Regions from separate parts of the Homo sapiens genome. Here region 2 is linked to region 1. The links are chromatin loops, found by intact Hi-C in ENCODE. Cell type or tissue: mesothelial cell of epicardium. All regions are shown on one strand. Each heading gives the region's core, and the rest is flanking DNA. Links, peaks and the distances in the headings are about the cores only. Region 1 has its middle 58 kb from the start of LMX1A-AS2. Region 2 has its middle 14 kb from the start of LMX1A.

Region 1 (12,764 bases), core at 1,602-9,601:
AGGATTGCTTGAGCCTGGAAGGCGGAGGTTGCAGTGAGCCAAGATTGCACCACTGCAAACCAGCCTGAGCAGCCAGACCCTGTTTAAAAAAGAAAAAGAAAAAAGAAACAGGAAAGACATTCTTAAGAAGTTATAGATCATTGACTAGCAATTTCAAAACCACTATAAAAGATGCTACAAGACATAAATGATTAAGTGCAGTGTGAGTATATCAGAGTAGGAAAGTAGGGCTGCAGAGGACAGGACAGTCTCTACAGAGGACTGAGATGAAAACTCACAGTGAAAAATGAGTAGGGATTATATCATTAGAGAGGAGAAGGAGGCATTGCAAACAATAGAAAAAGAAAAAAGAAAAGGAGGTGGGAATGTATGCAGATATCAAGGAGGCAATGCATAGTTTATTCTGGATGATCCAGAGTGTTCAAATCACATAGACCAAGTTGAGAGCAGACTGAGCAACGCATTGAGACTGTCCTAAAGAACTTTGATATTATTCTCCAGATTGCAGGAAATCAACCATGCATTTTATTCATTCATTTATCCAGTTCACACTTATGGAGCACATACTGTGGACCAAGAACAAGTATCAGCTGCGAGCTCAGAAATCCATGAGATTAGTCCTTGCTCTTCAAGCTTTCACTGTCCAGTAGGGAGAGCCCCATAGAATCAGATAATAACACAAATTAGGAAATTCTGTGATGAAATTTTGAACAAGAAAAGTGGAGGCCAGAGGAAGCAGCACTTGGCTCTCCTTAGAGGCACTAAGGAAAAACTCCGCAAAGCTGAACTCCTTGAGCTGGGACTTCAAAAGGGGTGGACAGACTGAACGAAGGCTCTGTGCTGCACTCTGTGGTCATACAGGGCTGCCTCCCACTTCTTTCCTTTCTCAACCATCATGTGTCATGAGTGAATGAAGGAATATGGAAAGAAGGAAGGCAGGAAAGGAAGGAGAATGGGAGGAGGGAAAGAAAAAGGAAGGTAAGGAGAAAAGGGGAGAAGGAAAGAAGAAAGAAGAGGGAGAGAAAGTAGAGGCTATAGGAGGGGAGGAGGGTGGAATGACATTCAGAAGAGGTGACAGAGAGCCCTGCAGAGCATTGTTGTGTGCACATGGATGGCAACCCTAGAACGGGCATATATGGGGTGTCCCACACTGCAGCTCTCAGGGAACAGCAGAAAGATATTCTTCCAGAAAAGGGCAAATTTTTCTAATATTTTTTGAGTAGACTGTGTGTTGCTGAATGTATGCCTAGCTCTTTGCTCAGGAACAAGTTTTGTCCCCTAGGCAAAGAAAGAGGAGGTGATTGGTCCTTGCTCTGGCTTGAGGGGCTCTAAAATTTCCTGCCTCTGTGCTGTCCCACCCTCCTAGGCTGGGATGCTGCAGTTGGCCTGACTTCACCATCTCATAACTGCCATCACTCCTGGGTCAGGAAACAAGCAGGGCTCACTGGCTTCAGGGGACCACAGGTAACAGGTGCGTATGTCAGCTCAGAAGCTTTATTGTCCTTTCTCCAGAGCACGAGAGTCAGCTTTTACAAGGCAAAAGAGGTGGTTGCTTTAGAAGATGAGTCCCACAAGAAAACGTATCTTACTAGGAAAGCTAGCCTGAGATGACTCCAGAAATGAAAAAGAGGAAGACTAATTTTTTCAAAGCAACTAAAGTCTCAATGTTCAGTAAATAATTTATTTGGATAATTCATTTGCAAAAAGAAAGCGTTCAACTTCTAGGAGATCAATTAATTCTATGTAAGGAGCGATTACAGTTCAGAAGTAGATTTCAACTTTCTTTTGCCATATATCTGTCTTTTGCCCTGAGATTTAAGAGAGATTGGCCAAGCCGGTGCGGCGGCTCATGCCTGTAATCCCAGCACTTTGGGAGGCTGAGGAGGGTGGATCATGAGGTCAAGAGATCGAGACCATCCTGGCCAACATGGTGAAACCCCGTCTTTACTAAAAACACAAAAATTGGCCAGGCATGGTGGCAGGCAACTGTAGTCCCACCTACTCATGAAGCTGAGGCAGGAGAATCGATTGAACCTGGGAGGTGGAGGTTGCAGTGAGCCAAGATCGCTCCACTGCACTCCAGCCTGGTGGCAGAGCGTGACTCCGTCTAAAAAAGAGAGAGATTGGCCAACTTGCCAAGATCATCTTCCTTTCTTTTTCATATCTTTATTCTTTCCTTCCTTCCTTCCTCCTGTTCCACCCTCCTTCCTCCTATTCCATTAAGCATCATTCTTCCATCTCTTACCACCAACTCCTCCCCCTGCCCCAGGTGGAATTCCACCTAAGAAGATCTGTGCTGGCCTGGGACTCTGAATTAAGTGGGCTTGGGGGTTATGTGGCTTTAGCACCCGCTATAAACAAGTTTCCCTCTCAGTCAGTTTCTTCTTACTACAAGAAGGACCTCCAGTATGGCTCCTCCTGTGGTTGGATTCCAGGTCACTGCTGTGCCCTGTGTAATTTAGGAACCTCTTTGATTATACAGGTGAATAGCTCTACTTGTTTCTCGAGCAGATGTTTGGTTGAAGTCCCTTCCCTGTGATTATGACTTGCTTTGGTCAAAAGGAAAGTAACTTGAGAAAGCTGGGTCCAGGAATGAAGAACAGGGAGGCAGCCACAAGATGAATTTTTGAACTCTCCAGACCACATTTTTGACTATACAATCCCTGAACCAACCTTATTATTAAGTATAATTACCAGCCCCAGGCATAAGCTACAGAGCCCCTACAGAGGTACTGTAGGTACCCCCAAGTTAAGCTATGTTTTTTTCATGCATGACCATCTTACCAATTGAGGAGTTATGAACCCCTGGGTAATCAATTGGGTCAAGGTGGCTCCAAATACCAAAAGACATTGATAGGATACTGAGAAATGTAAAATATCCATCATTAGAACTTAAGAGCTAAGTATATCCAGGCCTCACTTAAAAACAATACAGACGTGTTTTAATGCAACATGTTTTTTTCCTGACTATTGATTCTTGGAAAATAAAGTTTCTTCCCAAACACCTGCATCAGCTCCAGACTGATTAATATGATGGTCCTCTCAGGAGGTGGGAATGGGTATTGGTTTAAGGATGATTAGTCCCTATTTCATATAAGGCATACTGATCAGATAAATTGTTGGCAATAGATCCCTCTCATATAATTGCATTAATAGAAAGCACATGGAAGAGAGCCATTTCAAGGTCCAACAGCTCTGTGAGGTAGATATGATTCTTAATCCTACCTTTCAGGTAAGAAAACCAAGATTTAAGAGAGATTGGCTAACTTGACAAGATAATCTTCATTTCTTATCTTCCTTCATTCCTTCCTCCTTTCTCTCCTTCATTCCTTCCTTCCTTCCTTCCTCCCTCCCTTCCTTCCTCCCTCCCTCTCTTCCTTTCTTTGTTCCTTCCTTCCCTTCTTCCTCCTTTTCTTTATACACTATATGCAAGTCTCTATAAGCACAACAGAGAACAAACAAGACAGAAAGTCCTGGCCCTTATGGACCTCACATTCCAGTGGGGGGTAAAACAATTTTCTCTACATAATATGCTACGATAATGCCAGGTAATGAAGAGCTTTGTAAAATAATAATAAATGGGACAAGGATAGAGAGTGGGGATGGTGGTAAAAGGGCTTTTATTTAATACAGATGCTCAGAGAAGTCCTCTCTAACAAGATGACATTTGAGGAGAGACTTGAATGAAAGACAGGAGGGGCAAATGAAAAACATGCTTGGCAAGTGTGAGGAAGACCAAGAAGGCCACTGTTACTGGAGAAGAGGACAGGAGAGAGAATGATAGGAAAAGTAGCCAGAGCACATATGTATAGCGTCTTGGAAGCCACAGTAAGGATTTGGATTTCAAATGTGTAATGAGAACGTACCAGTTGCTGGGGAAGGCTGTAAATGGACAATAGTGGAAGCAGTTGGTGGGGGTGGGAGGGCAAGTTGGTGTTTTGAATAGAAAGCCACGCAGTAGTCCATGCTTGGGCCAGGGTGGTAATGAGAAAGGTAGTGATAATTGGCTGGATTCATGTTATCTCTGAAGCTAGGACCATAGGATTTGTCTCAGGACACAACGAAGTCTAGACTTTAACCCAGGCAAGTTGGCAACAGCCCCACATACCCACCCTCTGGCCAACACACTAGACAGTAAGTAGGTTTTAGTCTCACTGCAGCCACCCCCTCAATCCTCCTATTTCTATTACCCCCGTGCTCTCTGCTGCCACCTAGTGCCCATGTGCTGCCTTCAACTCCTCCCAGCCCTTGCCCTGAGTGGGGTGCCCATCAAATACTTAGGAAGAAAATGTCACTTCTCTGGGCCTCAGTTTCTTCATCTGTGAATGTTAGGGCTGGGATAATTGCCCCTAAAGCCATTTTCAATTCTTACTTTCCACGGTCGTGATCTCTTCCCTATGATGTAGGCAGGGAAAATGTTAAGATTATGGCTACCTATGTTTTCCCTGTAGGAATATATTTTTTAAATGTTGCCTTGGCAGTTCTTGAGCACCCTGCTCTAGTGCTCAGAAAGAATCAAGGTGCTCTGGAATCATTAGGTCTTGTTGCAAAGTTGGGATTAAACTAATTAACATTATATAAAATCTAAAATTGAGTACCTTGAAAGAGAGTTTGGTTGCTCTCCAAAAAATTAAATAAAGAATTCCTGTGTGACCTAGCAATTCCATTCCTAGGTATATATTCAAAATAATTGAAAATAGGTACTCAAACAGACCTTGGTACACGAATGTTCACAGCAGTGCTATTCAGCGTAGCCAAAAGTTAGAACAATCCAAATGTTCACCAACAGATGAATGGATAAACAAAATGTGGTATACCCATAAAATGAAATATTACTCTGCCATAAAAAGGAATGAAGTGTTGATAAATGCTACAGTATGGATGGACCTCAAAACATTATGGCAAATTAAAGAAGCCAGACTCACAAGCTGACATATTGTAGGATTTTATTTATATGAATTATCCAGAATAGATAACCCATAGAGACAGAAAGCAGATTGATGGTTGCCAGGGACTGAGTAAAGGGTGGAAATGGGAAGTGACTGCTTAATAAGTACAGGGTTTCTATGGGGTAATGAACATATTTTGGAACTTGATAGAGATGCTGGTTGCACAGCAATATGAAAGTATTAAACGCCACTAAAATGTACAACTTAAAACGGCTAATTTTGTTATGTGGATTTCACCTCATTAAAAATGTTGATGTAAAGGTAAAAGTGTTGATTCACTTCCTCAGTCCCACTAGGCTCATTTCAAATGCTCAGTGGCTAGCGGCCAACATATTGGGCAGCACAGATGTGGAATATTTACATCATTGTAGAAAGTTCTCTTGGACAGCACTGATTTAGACAATACATGGTCTCTGACACGACCGTGGGGAGGTTGCGGGAGTAGAGGAGGAATGAAGGCATTGGAGGAATGAAGGCAGGAGTAGAGGAGGAATGAAGAGAGTTCACATTGGTTCGTGCGCTTCGTGGAGGCTCCATGTGCACCATGGAATGTACTGTTCTCCCTCGCAGAGTGGAGAGCCTCCTCAGTGCTACTTTCCAACAAATGCCCACCAGAGGGCACTCTCACACCCCAGAAAACAGAAAACTAAAAGGACGTCAGAGTGCAGGGACTTAACATTTTTAGCATCCAGAACTAAACTAGTGGTAATAGAAGTTCATGGAAAGCAAACACTATATGAGAAGTTCCATGTAAACTCTCCCACTCTGACTTGAGAAATTGTTCATTTTGGGGGGAAGCTTTCCTTCTTGGCTATATTGGGTCTCAGCCCAACGTGAATTTGATGAGTATGTAGAAAGGTTGCATGTGTACTAAATGCAAATGTACGAGCTAAAGGCTAGAGTCCTGTGGCCCAGGGATGAAGTTGTCCATCCTTGCCCTGCTGCTTTGTTTGCTCCCGTTTTCCAAAGCTCTTGCCGACAGCTTAATGGCTGGTGGGCTGTGCTACCATTAAACCACCATGGGAAATTAAAACTCTACAAGCATTCAGTGTGGTAACTCTCTAACTAAGGCAGCAAGCCTTTGCTTAAAATAAAATAAAAGAAAAATGTCTGCTTCCAGGGTAGGAACTATACCTAAAGCATGATTTTAAAAAACATTTGAAAATTATTATCTCTTCTGGTGAGCATTCTGGTGAGCCAGTGTGAGCATTTATACTTCATTGTTTGAGTTTTTGCATGAATCTTCTCCAAAGCTCTTGTAATCAGAAAGTTAACCAGGATGATAGTTTGGCTCTGACATTGCTGGCGTCTTGCAAATCTAAATGTGAAAAACCGATCTGGCAGTTTTACACTTGGAGAATAACATTGTATAGGACTCAACTATTGCCTCTACCATTTGGCTCTTGCGACACTAAGACATTTTTCCTTCTCAGAATTTGGAAATGTTTTGGGTTAAAAAAAAATAAACTCACACTTCTCTAGATCTGGAAGAGCTATTTCTGCAAACTCTTCGGGACAGGGTATAAATGTAGCCTGCCATTCCAGTGATTGGGTGGTTGGTCTCATGGACAGAAATGGTGGGTGTTCCTTCTTCCCTTTCTTCTCTCCTCTCCCCCTTCCTACTCTTTCTCCCTGTATCTGAGATGGATTTATTAAATTTGGAACTTTTTTTTTTTTTTGAGACAGAGTCTTGCCTTGTCGCCCAGGCTGGAGTGCAATGGCACACTCTTGGCTCACTGCAACTTCCGCCTCCCGGGTTCAAGCGATTCTCCTGCCTCAGCCTCTTGAGTAGCTGGGATTACAGGCATGTGCTACCATGCCCCCCTAGCTTTTGTATTTTTAGTAGAGGAGGGGTTCACCATGTTGGCCAGGCTGGTCTCGAGCGCCTGACCTCAGGTGATCCACTTGCCTTGGCCTCCCACAGTGCTGGGATTACAGGTATGAGCTGCCGCACCTAGCCTGGAGCATTCTTTACTAATTCTCAGCTCTCTGGAAAAAGTGGACAAAACCAGGCTTTGGCCTTGGGTTAATATCTGCCAGAGGTGTTACAAAGAGGGAAAATTACTAGCTGTTACTCAACGGAGTATTTAGAAAGAAGATATTTTAATATTGTCCTTTTATCTAGTGTCTTATCATTGTTTGTAGGTATGCAAATTTTATATTCACCTATTTTGTAATATACATGCTTTTTAGTTCCTGAAACCCAAGACCAAAATGCCATTTAAATCTCAAAGGACCATCACCTCCTCACTTTCCCTAGGTGACATTAAATATCTTCAGCTCTCAAAAGTATTGCATACTTTTGAGCGGCATGCAGGCCAATAAGCTGAAATGGGCTGGAAAGCAGGGAATCACTAGCCAACTCATGCCCATTGGCACAATTTTAATCTATGTTTTAAAACAAAATTTTCAAAAGAGAGAAAAATATATGCAGCATTTACCGAAGAATGTTTCACACACATGCACAAGAAAAAAAACAGTCTGAGAAGGATTGAGGGGAAAAGCGTACTCGGTGGTCAAATAAATTTGGAAAACACTAAGTGTTCACTTTTTCTCTTGGCCATTCACAATTTATATCTATATGGTAAAGGTCTTGAGAAACTGCATGTAGCAGAAGTTATTAATGCTCTACCCAGATCCTTGGAGATCTTTTACAGTTCTTTGTGCTCATCCCAAGCTTTGGCATTCTTCACAACTTTCTTCAGAGTATTGGCGGATGCACAGAAAGCCTAAAGTACCTGAGAATTCACAGTCCCTCAGGAGGCTCATGGTCAATGACGACAATGATGGGCAGATGTTGAGAAGCCTAACCCTTTGCCTTTAAGTAGAACAAACTCTGTGAAATACTTCAAGCCCCAGAGCTGCCTGGGCCTAAGTGATCACCTGAAATGGCACCTGGTCTTCGTTTCTCCCTTCCCTATCCTATTTCCTACTTCATTGGCTGCTTTTGGGAGCACTTTTTTCATAAGTTCCTTGCCCATATGTCCTCACTTCAAGGTCTGCTTCTGGAGAACCTGACCCACCATGCTACAAGGAACCCCATTCAATTTTGTTTAACTCAGGGTTTTAGTCATGCATTCATTAAACAAACTTTTACTGAGTTCCTATTGTGTGTCCATGTGTCCTAAAAGTACTGGACCGTGGATGGCTAATCATTGGCCGATTCATCCCACCGAGCGTGAATGGGTGAGTTTTCTCTCCCATGTAACACCTTTCAGATTTGGGGGAAACTAAAATGCCAAGGAATTCACTTTCGGAAATGCTGACATACAGAATTAGATTTGGCACACGTAAGTCACACTCTCAAACCATGTTGTACATTCCTCAAGGGAAAACCGTGGAGGTGCCTTTCTTTTTATCCACGTTATCATTGCTCAACCCTGACTTGCACCTTGAATCGCATCTCAAGCAGTTGTAATGGAACATGCTCTGGACATGGACTCAGAACTCCTGAGTTCTCATTCATCTTCAAGAAGTGAGGGGAAGCTGGAGGAGAGACAACCTGGTGATTAAGATGTGATGCTGGTAAACGTGGGGAAGGCTAAAGTCAATTTTGTGGAAGAATACAGTTTTGGCCACCTGGCAATTTTGGAAAAGATTTACAAAAGAGTGTTGCATAATAATTTCTCCCAAGAAGCTCAAAGTTCATCCCAGATGTGGTATAATCCATCTCCAAACATCCCTATGAAGCAGAAAGCATTTTAGAAGCTCACAGTGTGATTTTTAAAGTCTGTTTGATCAGTTCATATAACTTGGCAGTCAACGCTTATGTTTGATGTCACATAGGAAAACTACCCAGGTGTTTTGAGGCTGGATTGACTGGGGAAAAACAATCTGAAGGTGGAAGTGGAGTCAGGAGACACGCTTTCTGTCCCCACCTTTTCTCTGCCTGTCTTTCTCAATTGAGCACACTTCATAGAAGTTTGATGTGACAGGATTATAGCTAAGCCAGGGTCTCTTAAAAACTAAGCTTGGTCAGGGAGAAGCAGCAGAGAGAGGCCTGCTGGCTGCTAAGGTAAGCACAGTGCACACAGTGCCTCTTGATGCTGCCTGAAGCCAAGTATCTGGACTCCATGCTTCATAAAGTAAGAAGGTTAAAAACAAAAAAACCCCGTTTCTACTAAAAATACAAAAAATTAGCTGGGCGTGGTGGCGGGTGCCTGTAATCCCAGCTACTCGGGAGGCTGAGGCAGGAGAATGGCATGAACCCGGGAGGCGGAGCTTGCAGTGAGCCGAGATGGTGCCATTGCACTGCAGCCTGGGCGACAGAGCGAGACTCCCTCTCAAAAATAAAAATAAAAATAAAAATAATTAAAAAAATAAAAACCTGTTCCTTATACTTTTAAGAGAAAGGATTAAAAAAAACAGATGATCAAATTGTAGGTAATATGGTATATATGTGCATATCTGCATTCTGGTCATATCCTAAAAGGCTAAAAATGCCTGCCCTAGGTAAATGGAGGAGAGTAAAGACTCAGAGCAGGTCTTTGGAGTTGGTGACCACTTGGAGAACTGTTTCAACAAAGCAGAAACCTAACTTCCAGGTTAAGGAGTGTGTGGTGGTTGCGTGCAAGCCCCCAAGCAACTCCAAATAGGGTGATATGTGATCAGAGTCAAATGAAGGACACAAATAATCAGAGGGTTAAGGATTCAGAACAGGAAAGATGCTATAGAAATGGCAGGGTCATAACAATGTATCAGGAAACATTAAGGCTTGCAATGGGCCTGAAGGTAAATCTGAGGAGCTTGGTTATAGATTTTAAGAGTCTCATCCCAGGGAATTCCCTGCCTGTTTACTCTGAAGAGAAGGTGCTCTGAAATTCTAATCTTCACTCTTCTAAGTGAAAAATCCTGGAAACTCTTCCAAGACTTGCACCTTAGACCAATCATCATGGTCTGCTGTTGACTTTCCTATCATCTGATCTTTTGCCTCATTTGCTGTTCATCCCATATTATCTTTCACTTGCCCATGACCCCTCCTCAGTGGTGGACTTTTATTACCTGCTAAGGGCTATTTTCCTGCTTCATAGATGGTACCTTCTCATTGAGTCCTTACGCAGTGGAAGGGGCAAGGCATCTCTCTGGGTCTTCTTTTACAAGGGCACTAATTCCATTCATGAGAGTGGAGCCCTGATGACCTGATCACGTCCCAAAGGCCCTACCTTCTAATACCATCACCTCGGGAGGTAGGATTTCAACGTATAAATTTTGGGCAAATAGAAGTATTCAGATCACAGCAGCATGTGTGAGGGAAAAGGGACCTGAATCTATGTGTATAGTAATGTCTGGGCACTGACACTGGTATGACCACCTACCACAAGACAAATATTAAATAGGACAATGTCTGTAATACTTTGCTAGAAGGCTATACTACAGAAGGGTATAATCCAAGATGAGTGCCGTGATAGAGCTGCAGTTACAGAGCACCCAAACATTATCACACTCTAATCATAATCACGTCTTCCACACCTGACCGGTAGGGAGCACACATGCTGCAGAGGTCAGACATATCTTAGTGTAATGGCGGAAGCTTTGTAGTAAAAGTTAGGTAGCCTGGGTCCAAGTCCCGACCTTACTCCTTTTTAGTTCCGTAACTTTGAGAAAGGGACATAAGGTGTCTAACCTTGGGTTTCCTGTAAAATTGGGACAATAAAATTCCTGCCTTGTTTACTTCAAAAGGCTATTGTGAAAATTAAATGAGATAATGAATGTCAAAGCATGTTGCGTACTCTGAAATAGTATACAAATGAAAGTTCTTGTAATATAATTGATATTTAATTCTCTCCAAAGCAGTGCAAGATGGGGTAAGAATAATCACCATCATAACGGTTAAATTTTTCTCTTTTATCATGATGTTTTTTGTCACTGAAACATCATTTCAAACTACAGAACAGTTATAAGAAAGTACAAAAAAATGCCCATAACACTTACATTTTTCGCTTTTATAATATCTTGATTTTTTGTACATCATTTCAAACTACAGGAAAGTTATAAGAAAGTAAAAAAATGCCCATAATAGTTACATTTTTCTCTTTTATAGTATCTTGATTTTTTTGTATATCATTTGTAACAGAAAAGTTATAAGAAAGGGGGGGGAAAACCTATAGGTTTGGGAGGCCAAGGAGGGTGGATCGCTTGAGGTCAGGAGGAGACCAGCCTGGCCAACATGGCGAAACCTCATCTCTACTAAAAATACAAAAATTAGCTGGGCATGGTGATGGGTGCCTGTAATCCCGGATACTCGAGGGGCAGGGGGCTGAGGCAGGAGAATCACTTGAACCCGAGAGGAGGAGGTAGCAGTGAGCAAAGATCACACTGATGCACTCCAGCCTGGGTGACACAGGGAGACTCTGTCTCAAAACAACAACAATAACAACAACAGCAACAGCAACGAAAAGCCCATCGGTCTTTTATCGGGATGCATCACATGCATCAATTAGTAATGATTTGCCCCATTTGCTTAACCATTTTCTCCCTTGCCCCCTCTCACTGTCTTGCTTTGATTGCATTTATCATGTCCCTTTATCCCTGAATACCTTGGTATATATTTCTCAAGAACAAGAACATTCTCCTATATCCTCTCAGTACAATTATCAGAATCAGCAAATTTAACATTGATATAATGCTATTATTTAACCCACGGTCCATATTCAAATTTTGCCCCTTCTCTCAAACTGTCCTTTACAGCTATTTTTTCCATTCCAGGATCCAATCTACAATGATGCACTTATTATCATGATTCTTTAAGCCTCCTTTCACCTGAAACATTTCCTCAGCCTTTCTTTGTCCTTCATGATTTGGGTATTTCTGAGGAGTAAAGGCCGGTTGTTTTGTAGAATGTTTCTTATTTGGGGATTGTCTGGTGTTTCCTCATGACTAAATTCAGGTTGCAGAATTTGGACAGAAATGCCACAGAAGAATGCTATGCCCTTCTCAGTGTATCACAGCAGAGGCATGGCTCGTCAGGTTGTCTCGATACTGGTACAGGCAGCTCTGATCACTTGGATAAGGTGATGTCCACCATGTTTCTCCACTGCAACATAATTACTATTTTCTCCCTTTGTAGTTAAATATTTGTGGGGAGAAACTTTAACATGATGTAAATATTCTGTTCTTCGTAAAGCTCACAACCACTAATTTTAGTATTCATTGGTGATTCTTGGCTGAGTGAAGTCTAATGGTCACAAGTGGTAATTTGTTAACGCCGTCCTTTCTTCTACTTTGTAAAGTTAGAATCATAAGGTGGAACTGTTCCTTCTGCCCCATTTATTTATGTATTTATTCATTTATTTATAGACTCATGGATTCTTCTTTTGCTCAATAAGTTTTAATCCATTAATATTATTGCATTTGCTTGGATTCTCAAACATCTCAGATTTGGCTAGTGGGCACCACTTCAATCTGGATCCCCATCGTTTTGACACGCTTCCATCATTTCTTTGTTAAGCACTTCCTTGCTTTCTGACACAAAAAGCTGGTCCAGGTTTATCTTGTATCTCCTCTGCCCTGTAATTCTCCATTTCTCTGAAGGGATCTAGTCAGGTTCTCTTTGTGCAGAATCATCTTTAAAAGTCAAGATCTGGACCTCCAGGCATGTGCATTGCTACTGGGGTATCATTGGTTTTAGGCCCTCTTGGTGAACTGATATCACTTTAAAACATTTTCCGGTAGTGACTGATGAATATATAGATAAACTCATTGTCCCATGACAGCTCATACATATTTAAACATAATACATACATATAATGCTAAACATACATATTAAACCTAATATGCCTATAAAGAAAACATGAATTCGTACTGGTACTTCCATTC
Region 2 (12,764 bases), core at 1,637-9,636, 220 kb after region 1:
GGGAGAAAGTCAAGGTAAGTTAGAAAATCTCTGTGCACAGAAGGAAATGGGGCAACACAGGAGGTTCGAATACTGGACTTTAAGTTTATGACTCCACAGGCCATAGAGAGCCTTTGGAAGATTGGGATTGGAGGAGTAAAATAATCAGGGGTTTGGCCTATGCTTATTAATTCTGGTATCAGTGTGGCTAATGAATTCAAAGAAAGGAGAAGAGGGAGGTAGAGCAGATAAACTTAGTTACTCTAGTATAAGTGAGAAATTCAAGGTCTGGCCCAGGGCAGGGAAATGACCTTGAGGGGGATGAATGTAAGAGCAATATCAGAAATCAAGTCAAAAAGTCCAGCATCTGTTTAGCTGTGAAGTGAGAAGAAATGAAGGGGAAAAGGCATCAAAGAGGCTTGGGGAACAGTGTGGTAGTAATAGAAATAGGAAATGCAGGAGGAAAGCAGCAGGATGGGGTGCAAGAAGAAGTTTGGTGACTTTTCAAAATGTTTTCCCATCCATTATCTCATTGATTTCATATGCAAACAGAGTGAGATCCACCCTGAATGTCAGCTGAAAACTGCTCTGCCCCTGTTTAGAGCTGCCAAGTTTCAATGAGCAAACGTATGCCTTGATCCTTCTGGTGGTACCAGGGCACCCACTGGCAGGTGCCCTGCCCTCTCCAGGCAGCCCCAAAGCTTCGCCAGGGCTCAGCCACCCCATCCTGGCTCCGAGCCAGCAGCAGCTAAAAAGTGGGTAGTGAAAACACTGCGGCCTGCCATGCTTGCCAGGAACATGGATGGGTGTGCCCCGGAGTTCAGCCAGAGTCTCCCAGAACATCTGGGCAGGGTGGGGAGGGAGGAGCACAGCCATTGGAGTTTCTTTAGTGTCTCATCTTTCTTCCCGCTGGGTAGCAGGCTCTGGTTTCACCACTGACTCACTTCCAGGCACAGGCAAGTGGTTTCACCCCAGGCTGCAACTTCTCCCCTGAGCAATGGGACAGATAATATTTCTCACCTCCTTAGGACAGCAAGACATTAATGAGAGGGCTCTGCATGCTCCTGGCTGAGCCTCAGTTGGATGGCACAAGCAATTGCATAGAGAGAAGAAACACTGACCTAGTCATAAAAAGTCAGTCCTGGACGGGGCTCCAGCACAGAGCTGATCTAGCCTCTCACCTCGCAGATGAGGGGCCTCCAGTCTGTAGCCACAACCACTCCCAGCTGTCATCTGTTGGTTTTCAGATATATATGTTGGGGCCTCTTATGGATCCCTACATCCCAAGGAAAATCCAAATTTCTCTGCACAAGCTGGTCCCACTCAACATTTCCAGCCTCCTCTCCTTCATTCCCCTTCTCTCTTCCCTCCTCCTCACTCAACTCCAGGCGTTCACAACTCTACATTACACCCCCCCCACCCCGACACACACACACTGTGACTCAGACACTCCCCATCCATTTTCCTGGCACAGGTCTGTGCTCTGCTACCCAATCAGCAGTGTCCTCAGGCAGGAGTCCACTTTCCTTTCTTCTCTGCCCTGTTGAAAACCCACCTCTTAAGCCCTCAGACAGGTAATTAGCACCTCCTCTGCCTGGCAGGCTGTTTAGCATTTATCACAAGGTATCTCCAGTTTTCCTTTAGATATCTGCCTCCTTCACTAGAAAACACACAGATGTGTGACTTAGAGAGCTTAGTGTCCTCCCAGAGTCAGGCCCTGGTGACAGATGTGGGAAATGAAGAAGGAAAAATGCAGATTATAATAGGGTTTACAAACCAAGGGTGCAAAAAAAGGGGTACAGTGAAGTCTGCCTCCAGTCCCTGCTCTCTGCCCAGCTCTCCCTGATACATAACATGCCAGGTAGTAGGTTATGAGGTATCCTTCAGTTTCTTTAAGCATACACCCCAAAAACCACAACACAAATATAGATCCTTTACTTCCCGCTTTGTAACCCAAATCATAAACTTTTTTTTTACAGAGACCCTTTAAAATCTTTCAAGTTTCTCATATTCATCCTCCCTCTATTCCGATCTTCAACTCATAGGTTTAACTATCCATGAAACAAATAATACCACACATTTAATGTAAGTCACAGTACAGGTGCATCTTGCCTTTAAAAATGATTGAGTTCCTGGGAAATTATGTAAAATCACATTTGTATTAAAGTAGTCACATTTCCAGTGCATTGAAGGGGCATGTTGTTTAAAGATATTCAGGAGTGTATCTTCTTACCGATGAGGAAGTGGTATACTCTGCTACTCCCCAAACTGTTGATTCAGTTCAGATTTGCTAACACCTCATTCTTTTAGAACCCAGTAACACAGATTTAAAAGAGAGCAAGTTTCTCTGTCTAGTGAGAAAAAGGGTAAAATTTAGAGCCAGAGTTCCTCCCACAGAAACCCCTTCAAACCCCAAATACAGGGAACTGATAGCCCTGGTCGACCCCACCTTTTCATCTATGGAGCCAGACTCTGTGGACACATTTGCAGCTTCCTGGGGATTGGCAAGGTAGTGAGAAGCTGCTTCCATGATTTCAGCTTGCAATGGCACCATCTAATGATTTTAAAGAAATTTCTGTTAGAGACAGAGTCTCACTCTGTTGCCCAGGCTGGAGTGCAGTGCCATGATCATGGTTCACTATAACCTCCAGCTCCTGAGCTCAAGTGATCCTCCTGCCTCAGCCTCCCAAGAAGCTGGGACTACAAGCATGTGCCACCATTCCTGGTTAATTTTTTACATTTTTTGTAGAGGCGCGGTCTTGCTATGTTGCCCAGGCTGGTCCAAACTCCTGGCCTCAAGCGATCCTCCCATCACAGCCTCCCAAAACCCTGAGAGTACAGGCATGAGCCACCATACCGGCTGGCCACCTAATGACTTTAACTGTTCAAGATTGTAGATCAGGGGTCCATCAACTACAGCCAGGGGCCAAACCCAACCCATTGCTTGTTTTTTGCACAGCCTGCAAACTAAAAGTTTTTACATTTTAAAGTGACTTTTAAGATTAAAAGAAAAATATTTTGTGACATGTGAAAATTATATGAACAATTTACATTTCAGTGTTCATAATAAAGTTTTGTTAGGACACCTTCATGCTCCTTTGTTTAGTGACTGCCTATGACTGCTCTCACCCTACAGCAACACAGTCGAATAGTTGGAATTGCAAAGTCGAAAGCCTAAAATATTTGCTCTCTGGCCCTTCACAGAAAAAGCTTGCCAAACCCTGTTCTAAAAGATACTATAAGACCCAAAGTAGATGTCCAGATGAAACAGATGCATCTCTTTCAGCTTTAGGTGTCTGTACCCGGCCAAATAGGATCTCAGTGCTGAGACTTTTGTTCTTCTTGAAGAAAAGCATCGCCACCATGAACCAATGCTGAGAGATTCCTCATTTGCATCAGAAGGTCAAGCTAACCTTTCTCAGCTACTCATTCTTGGAGTTCAAGATGGGCAGGTGTAGTGGGCCAGCCAACCACCTCTGCACCCTGCAAGTCCCATTACCCTCCTGCAGAACCACAGTTGTCCACAAGAGGGCAGTAGCTCTCCTGTTTGCAGTTCTCTGGTGGCCTTCCCAGCTTTGGAGGGCGGCCAGCCCACCTGAGCGCTTTGCTAGCTGAGCCTCCATAGAACTTTCTCTAGCTGGATGGTCAGGAATGGGGCCATCTTACTCTGCAGAAACCTATATAAGCTTTCTGAGACCCGGCAGATAGTCCAACATCTTGGTGGCTTATCGTCAAATCTGTTATTCTTGAAGTGTCAGGAATTTTTTAAAAGAAAGGAAAAGAAATTCTAGTTTCATTCTCTTCTTGCCAACTCCCAAATCCTCTTTTGCTATATTCCAGCCCAGCACACTGTCCCAGTTTTTCAGCTGTTGTGTCTCAGCTCTAACCCCATTCTTCTCTATCCTGCCTTGCAACGCTGAAGCCGGGACCCTGCAAACCCCCTCTCTGCTTTGCCAGGTGGCTCATGGTAGGCTCCGCTAGGTTAGGGTGGAGGAAGGATGCATTTACTTACTAGAAGTTTGCTTGTTTGGACTTCCTTACTTCTACCTGTTGTTCTGAGCAACACCTAGAAATGCTTCTTCATCCCAGTGGTAGCATCCCACTGACAGCAGCTGAAGCCAGCTGGCATCTTCCCCAACTCATGCAGAGCTAGCTCCACCATGCCCACCTCAAAGACACTCACACCAGCTGCCTGTGCCCCGTCCTCAGAGGTCTGTGTCCTGAGTCCACTAGGCATCTCCTCCAAGGCTCTAATTTTTATCATTCCAACTTCTTCCTTCTCCTGTAGCTCCACTCTGCCCCAACAGCCCTATGGGTGGTAGGCCCTTTGCAATTGCTCCATTTATGGTAACCTAGTGTTCTCTTCCTGCATTTTCAGTTATGACTAGTTATCTATTCCTTATATTAAATTTTCTCTAATCAAGCAACTGGGGGTGGCTTTTGTTTCCTAACTGAACTCTGACTGATAGATACTTTTTGTCAGGACTAAAACTAATGAGAGATTTGATTGTGATCGTTGGGTCAGAGATCCTCCACCTGAAAAATTAAGTCCACAAATGCCCACTGTGCATCTACACGTGAAAGGCACTGTCTTGAAGCTGAGAAATGGGCACTGCTGATCAACTCGGGTCCCCTACTCCTGACCCTTACTCCGAGGTCTAACCCTGGTTCTTTGCCTTGTCCTGCAAGGCAGCTCCGTGACTGGTGCTTTGGAATGGTAAACAATGCAGGCCGACTGGCTGCCTCCCTCCCCAACATGTGTTCTTCCTTGTTCCTCTGGCCAACTGTCACCTAGCCGCCCCCCCGACAAGTCCCACCATCCAGACAAAGGAACGCAGAAAAATAGAAGTATAATATCTCCTGCCCCACAATGGCCTGGCATGAGAGTCAGTCTCATAGATCTCATCGAAAGGCAGACATCCCTCACTCTCAAGCATGATTCTTTCTAGACAGCACCTTACCTGGGGAGAGAAGAAAGACGCCACCTTGGGCACAGAGAAGTGGGCGCAGAACTTATCTCTGCGACAGCTTAGCTCGACTAAAAATGCCCAGCAGCAGATTTGGATCTGCACAAGGGAAAGAGCACGACGAGAGGGCAGGCAGGGGCTGAAGAGGGAGAAAAGGAGGCCGATGTGTCTCTGCTAAAAACAAAGCTGGACTCTTTGCAGACCAGCAACTCCCGTCAAAGCCCTCTCTTCAGGAGCCACTGAAATGAATCGTGCTGGTTATAGCATTTAAAAACAGAGCCTCCTCAGTCATCATCACTGGAAAATACAGACTCAACCAAATTATCTGGGATTCCTTTTAATGAAGCTTTGCCCCTCTTTTCCCAGAATGCCCCCACCAACGCTCCAGCGGCACTGGGCATTGCTGTGAACTTGAGCGCACCCTGCTGGCAAGTGGCTGCAAAGACACAAGGACCGTCTTCCCTGCCACATCTTCATGCCACATGTGTGCACAGCAGCTTTGAACTTGAAAGTTGTTTTACCCAAACTTTTGTTCTCTTTCCACACTTTTGTGGTGTTAAACAGATTTCAGCATCCTCATCTCCATCTTCTTTCTGGTTTTTCTATCCAGTTCTTTCTCCACGTGGCCCCTGCCCTGCTGGACCCCACCACAGTCCCCTTTTTGTTTCAAGACTATCTGCTTAACCCAACCAAGTCTTGGCTCCTCAAACGACCACGAGCAGCTCTTGGATTATGGACAATTGGAGGGGTGGGAGTTGGGGCAGGGATGGGCAAGGGGAAGAGATTCTCTCTTAACCCTCGGGCTTTCTGGATTTAGAGGCCTAGAAGAAGAGAACCAACCATAGGGAACTGCGCACAGAAATTACATTGAGAAAACCATCCCAGACCCACTCTTCCAGCTGACCTCAGGCATGAAAGCCCTGGACCAGAATAGCTAACTGGTCAACCCCTTTCACCTCTTCTGAGAGCTGTGGACTATGGCTCTGAAGAGGTGAGTGCCTGGGTAAGCACAGTCCACCCTATCCCACTTAGGGATGGATTCCTTTCTCAAGAATTTACTTCATTTCCTAATGAACATTAAGAATTCAAATTCTTTGATTTAGTCCCTGATATGGTTTGCATCTGTTTCCCCAACCAAATCTCATGTCGAATTGTAATCCCTAATGTTGGAGGTAGGGCCTGGTGGGAGGTGATTGGATTCTGGGGATAGACCTCTCATGAATGGTTTAGTGCCATCCCCTTCATACTGTTCTTGCAATATTGAGTGAGTTCACATGAAACCTGGTCATTTAAAAGCGTGTGGCATCTCCTCCTGCCCCTCTCTCTCTTGCTCCTGCTCTAGCCATGTGAAGTGCTTGCTCGTCTTTCGTCTTCTGCCATGATTGTAAGCTTCCTGAAGCCTCCCCAGAAGCTGAGCAGATGCCAGCATCATGCTTCCTGTACAGCCTGCAGAACTATGGGCCAATTAAGCTTCTTTTCCTTATAAATTACCCAGTCTTAGGTATTTCTTTATAGCAATTCAAGAACGGATTAATTCAGTCCCCTCTCAAGAAATTTCGAGGGGATGCAAATAGTTCTCAAGCACCCCTCTCCACTCGAGCTGTCAAGTGCACAGTGCCAGTGTGTGAGGAGCCCAGATCAAAGCCAGGTGTGGGGCTGAGAGGTCAGGAATTACTCTAGGGGCTTATCTCCCCCAGCTTCTGTTCCAGTGTCCACTAACAAGGAGATCTCTTGGATACCTGGATAGAAGACAAGTGCCTTCCCTTCAGACTGCCCTATTTCTAGGATGGCAGATATAAGGCCTTCATGCCACCCCCAACCCCACCACACACACACACACACACACACACACACACACACACACGCTCCCATCGAAGATCAACTCATTGATCACAACAGTGAGCTGAGATGCAGTTCAAATTCCTGCTCCACAGTGAACACAAAATAGCCACTTCAAATCAGATTTAGCCAGACTTCTGGCTACCTCTGGCCTATTTTAAAGTTAGGATCCTCAAAGCACAAATATGTGATTTATTGTCATCTGGAATATTCACTATTCCAAATCTGAACTCAAAATCAGCTCTGCTATGACCTTGTAAAAATCTCAAGTTCCTCTCCATCTCCTCTTTTTTTATAAATTTTTATCTGTGCTCCTTTGGTGTGTTCTTGAACATGGTCCCACCTCAGTGCCTTTGCACTTCTTCCCTTCAGCCTGTTCCCTTTTCCCCCGGATGCCTCCATGCCTCCTGCCTTCACTTCTTTAGGTCTCATTCAATTACTGCCTGATCAGAGAAAGTGCTCCTGGATCTCTCTAGATAAGCCCATACCCTCCACCTCCATCTCCACACTGTCTTCTTACCTTGTGTTTTCTTCATAGCATTAATCGCCACAAACCTATTATTTGGTTATCAAAGAGCTGATTTTCTGTTTCCCTTACTAGAAGATAAGGTCTGTGAGAGCCTCATCTTGTGGTTTGCTTGTTGCTGTTTCCACAGTGCCCACAGTAGGCTATTAATAAATGCATGCTTAATGGATGAATGAATATGTGGGTAAATAAACAAAGGAAGAAGTTTGTAAAGGGGAAAACTTTCGCCTCACTCTTCAAGGGAACCACCCGCTCTCTGCATGGAGCGACTTGCTACAGAGGTAAGATACAAAAAGTGGAAAACCTTCAAGTGAGGTCTTCCTCACACAGCATTCTTATGTACCTCGAGCAAAGTTCATAGTAATAATTTAACTGTGAATGCAAACATCCCTATTCCCTTTTGCTGATATAAGCACAAAAATGTACAATATAAACAAACATACAAAACATACATCCTCAACACGTGTAAAATGCCTCACTAATTCAGGCTAATTGGACATAAGGCAAAAGTGAATTACTGGAAAGTCCAGACTATTAAATTTTGTAATAGAATACACTTTGATTACTTTCAAATTCAGGGCACCCTCCTTATTCAACACTCAGACACTTAATATCTCTTTAATTCAATTCAACTGCCAAGAAAAGCCACAAACCCAGAAATAATCAGGAAGTCCTTCAGGCATCAGCAGCAATGAAAGTAGCCAAAAATAGCCCCAAAAGGGAAATCTGCTGAGATTCAGTTATTTTGCTAACCAAAAGAAAGTGCTACTCTCATTGACTGTTCAATGCCTATACAAGTAAAACTTTACCAGCACCCAAGTCAAAAAGAAAAAAAAGGGGAATCAGATACAATAATAACAGTAATAATAACAACTACAACATTAACAACTAATATTTATTGAACACTTAGTACATGACTCTATTCCAATTGCTTTACATGTATTACTTACATAATCTATATAACAACCATATCAGGTATCAGGTATGTGCTATTATTGTCCACATTTTATAGATGATGACACGGAGGTACAGAGAATACAATAATGAAGGTGGAAATAAAAACAAATAACAAGGAACAATCGGGTGGACAGCGATGGCCTATGTCCAGAGAAGTAGAAGTTATAACTTAGATTGGAAATATGCTGTCAATCAAAGCAGATGATGATGGAGAATAGAAGTGGCCAAGAGGGAAGACAAGTCAAATACACCAACTATAGAAAGCCCAGTGCAGAGGTATTCAGTTCTGGGACTCCCCTGTGACTCTACGGTATCACTGTTGTGTTGGTCCGTTTGATAACCAGGGAGTCCGTAAGTCAGCCTTCCCCCATAAAACCTCCACAGTGATTATGAAGACTATAGAGTGCTCAATTTCTTTGAATTTTCACGAACCAGGTATCCAGAATATGACTTGCCTAGAATTCCTAGTCCAGATGTGTTGACAACTCAAATTATTGCAGGACTGGGCTAAATTTTTGGATTGTTATAACCGGCCCATTTATTTTTTGCAAAGAATAACTTTAAAATGCCTTGAATGTTACTTGGCCTCAAGTAGTTTAAGCAATCTCCCTATAACTTTGTTCTCACTGTTCGCTTGCACTATTTTCTTTTTTCAGTGCGAATATGGATTTCAAATTGGAACATTTTTGTATGATCACCAGTTCTGAATTCAGTAGACCCTGGGCTTGTACGTGTGCATATTTTTCTTTCAAATCTGGACCATCCACGATCCTTTGACAATAGCTGCTGCTATCTGGTGTGCAAGCAGAAACTACACATGAAGGTGAGTTTCTCCACTGCTCTGGGGTCACGGGGGGCAGGGACGGGCTGGTAATTTGGAGGTTTAGGGCCAGACAAGTGGTCCTTTTCCGCTCACATGTGAAATCTGTCAGCTCTCAGCCTGGAACTGTAAGCAGAACAAGTGAAACTTCCTAGGTTACCGCAGCTCTTTCCAAGCTGTTCCTGCAGAGCAGGATGGGATGCACAGGCTGTGATTCCTGGGAGATGTCCTAAAAAGCCCCTGAAAGAACCCCTCTTAGCCCACGCCATGTCCGGTCCACAGTGTGTTGGACATTCTTACCTGACACTGATTTTTTCCTCCAGGTTTCATTGAGTAATTTGTAAGGCAGCTCTCAAGAATTATTTCCATTCCCAAATCCATCTTAGTTGTTTTTCTAACTGAGGCTGTGGCCCCAAAGTACCTCACGGAAGCCAAGCCTCTCACTCACACATGCCACAGGTCCCAGCAGCACTTCCGCCTTGAGGCAGACCCCAAGCCTAAAATGTACGCATGAGATCTTGGAGGACACATTTCTGTAGTAAGAATGTATCTCTAACTGCTCCAGGAGCCCAGCTCGGCCTTATCTGTTTCACAGGGTGCTGGAGGGACTCCCCTCTCCAATCACAGGCCAGGACTTCCGGGGTGTCCTCCCACCATCTCTGGCCCCAGCAGAGTTAATTCCAGGCATGGATGTTCAAAGTCTTCATTACCCTGTGATGCCCATATGCACCTAAATGTGGGAACTGACATTTTCCAGACATTTGTGCTCCCTTTTCAAGTGCCGGCGCCCTTAAGAAACGGAACTTGGTGTACCTGCTTTTCCTGTGCGGGTGGCCTAGCAGAGACCAGAGAGAATGGACCTTGTTCCCCGGAGGGCTGCTGCCTCCACAGGGACACCCAAATTATTCCAACCTCCAAAAGGCAAAGCTAAATGAAGTCTTGTATTCAGCCTTTGTTTAAAGATCATGTTCATGAGGTTTTGCATCATTCTAATACTTGTGCATATTATGTAATTCACACAAAGTGAACAATGGTTAAATTTTCAGGAGTAGAACTTAGAGTAAATTTTTCCCTTCCATTTACTTTTTCTGTGAACATATATTTTTAATACCCTTGTATTACCATTAGAAAGCAGAACATCTTTCTTTAATAAAAAGAAACATATAGATTTTGGTTTTGACAGGAGCTGATTCCCTGTGCGTTTTAAAGTTTAAAAATATTTTAATGGCTTATTCCAAGTTTGTGTTATTTAAAAGGTGATATTTACATTTAGCAAATTGACTTACTCTAAAGATTCACCCGATTCAGCTTTGTGCCTGTCTGTCGCCAGACTTGTCCACCTGGGAGGGAGGAGTGGCCTCATCTCTCCCCTTTCTGGCTGTCAGTCACCAGCAGGGCCCAAGCACACAGACCTCAGACTTGGCATGGTCCCTTCACTAAGCTCCCTGTGGAAAATTTTATAAGTTGCTATTTTTCTTTACCCTGAGAGATGCACGAAGGCCAGACACGGTAGTCTTGGTTTTGCAGGTGAGAAAACCCAGCTACTGGGAGTTCAATCCCAGTGGATTTCCCAGTCACTTGAACTACTGACAGCAGGTTTCATGTTCGGTCTTTTAAGGCTGATTCCCTGGGCTGAAATCATCTGACAGACTTCCTAAACTGCTTTTAGAGTCGTCATGGGTAACTTCCACTAGCCCTCTGGGAGGAGAATTAAAAACATATTTAAAAAATTCTCACAAGTTAATCACCTTCCAAAATGAAGTCACCCAAATCGATCTCAAGATAAGCTTGACAACAATTAGAGCTTGTTTCCTTTCGAGTCAATTGCACTAGCAAAAATCTCACCTTTATAGTACTTAACGAAATTGATGGGACCCTGCAGCCATCCTGTGTGTTTTGGGGAAAGAAGCAAGGAAAGCCAACCATTGAGGTAAAAGACCCTCTTGACCCATCCACCTAAAACCATTCTGGGCTGCTCTGTCTATGGGGTAGACATTCTTTATTCCTTTACTTTCCTAATAAACTTGCTTTCACACAAAAATAAGTAAATAAATAAAATGAAACCACTCTGACTTCCACACTGCCGCCCAACCTCCACTGTTAATTACTGGCCACGCCCACCGGGCCTTTCAGTAATCAATGGTCTCTGGTACTTTTTGTGGCCCCAGTGGTGCTGACCAATGCACTGGGTGCAAGATTGCTTAGTGCCAGCAACCTTGGCCAAGGAAAGCAGAAATTTCAGGTCTGTGCCATGGGTGCTTCCAGGTAGACACAGTTGTGGTGGGAGCACAGGACAATTCCTCTAAGTAAGACCTAACCTGGTGTTTTCCGATCATTCCAAAGTGGCATCGAGGGAAGCCCTTAAAGAAAGTGGTCGTGGTGTCCTTGAAACGTGGCTCTGCCTGTAGCCCCTTGCCTTATATCCCCAATTACTTGGTATTATATCCTCATTTTTCATCTGTCCTGTATGTCTATAATGAGCTAAATTTTATAAGTCTATTTTAGGCAAGGATTTCTAATTTTGGAGGCTTTTTAAAAATCGTGTTGTGTATGTCATTGCTTCTTAAAACATAAAACGTTTTCTTTTTGTAAGCTCATAATACTGCACAAATAATTGGTGGAAAACACCATCATAAAACATTTTACGACATGAGCATACAAGACCATTGTCAGGGTGAGGCAGCACAGAATTACAAGAAGAAGATCGCCAGTTAGATTCCTTATATTTACCTTAAAGGCCGTGCTTGAGCATACTAACAATTAATAACATTAAATACAACTACTGAATAAATGAGTGTTTCCGCATTTGAGTTGGACAACAGACCAGTAAGTGGGGTGGGGCCTGTCTCTCACCTTTCACGGCCCAAGACCCTGAGCCTGGCTAACTCGCTGCTCTGCCCGAACCGCAGGCTGCCTGGGCCGGGGACGCGCGGAGGGGCCCCCCGCAGAGGGCGGGCTCAGCCGGGCAGAGCTCTCGGGGGCGCCCCGCGCCCAGCCCCGCCGGCTCCTGCTCTCCCCGAGCACGCGGCGTTAGCTAATCTTCTCAGGGACTGCCGAGGCCCTTTCTCCGCCAAACCGCAGGGAGGGAACAGCCCGAGAAGGGAGGGGGCTGGGAAGGGTTTGTTGTTGCTTTTTCTGAATTAAAAGAAAACAGGGACTAGAGCAAGGAAGAGAGCGAAGTTCAAGGGAGAATCTGGCAAGTCACCTTGGGCAGCCCCTGGACCGCCGCCAGAGCTCTCTTGGAGAGGGTGAGGACGCCGAGCGTGTGATGAGCGCCTAGTGAGTATTCACTGTGCATGATAGATGACTGGCCTGGAATCCTTCCACACCACAAATTTGTTCCTCTGTACACCCAGGCAACCAAAAAGCCAAAAGAAATGGGGGATTGGGGAGGGGACTGTCTAACTTCAGTTTCTCCCGGCTGCTGGCACCCGCGGCCTCAGAAGCTCTTAGCCCCGCCCCCCATTGTCTTTGACTCTGCTCCCTCCTTGGCCTCCCTTGGCCCCCGCCTGGTCCTGGAAGCAGAGCTGCGAGTTTCCCTTTTCTCTCGCTGTGCGCACTCGCAGCCCCGGTCCAAGCCCAGCCTCTCCAGGCAGGGATTAGTGCAAGCGTCCGTTGGCCGGAACGAGCGAGGACAGCCTCTCCACCTCCCTGCCTCCCTACCTCCCTGCCTTCA

The links. A loop is a pair of places that touch in the nucleus more often than their neighbours do. Peaks named below come from ENCODE experiments on the same cell type or tissue, not always from the same donor. Only the 100,000 strongest peaks of a DNase experiment are listed, where the experiment ranks them.
Region 2: a loop joins it to region 1, with 8 times the contacts of the local background. A loop is called at or near these places in 69 of 110 quality-filtered maps.

What each region holds. Positions count from the first base shown.
Region 1 is chr1:165,139,435-165,152,198 of GRCh38, forward strand. No RefSeq gene overlaps it. Among named protein-coding and RNA genes, the nearest start is that of LMX1A-AS2, 58 kb to the right of the region's middle. RefSeq lists a silencer at 5,536-5,585. In mesothelial cell of epicardium, for the core only: CTCF peaks have their summits at 4,226 (motif pointing left), 5,553 (motif pointing right) and 5,754; a DNase peak (open chromatin) is centred at 5,547.
Region 2 is chr1:165,364,070-165,376,833 of GRCh38, forward strand. No RefSeq gene overlaps it. Among named protein-coding and RNA genes, the nearest start is that of LMX1A, 14 kb to the left of the region's middle. In mesothelial cell of epicardium, for the core only: CTCF peaks have their summits at 3,507 (motif pointing right), 5,376 (motif pointing left) and 5,575; DNase peaks (open chromatin) are centred at 3,532 and 5,352.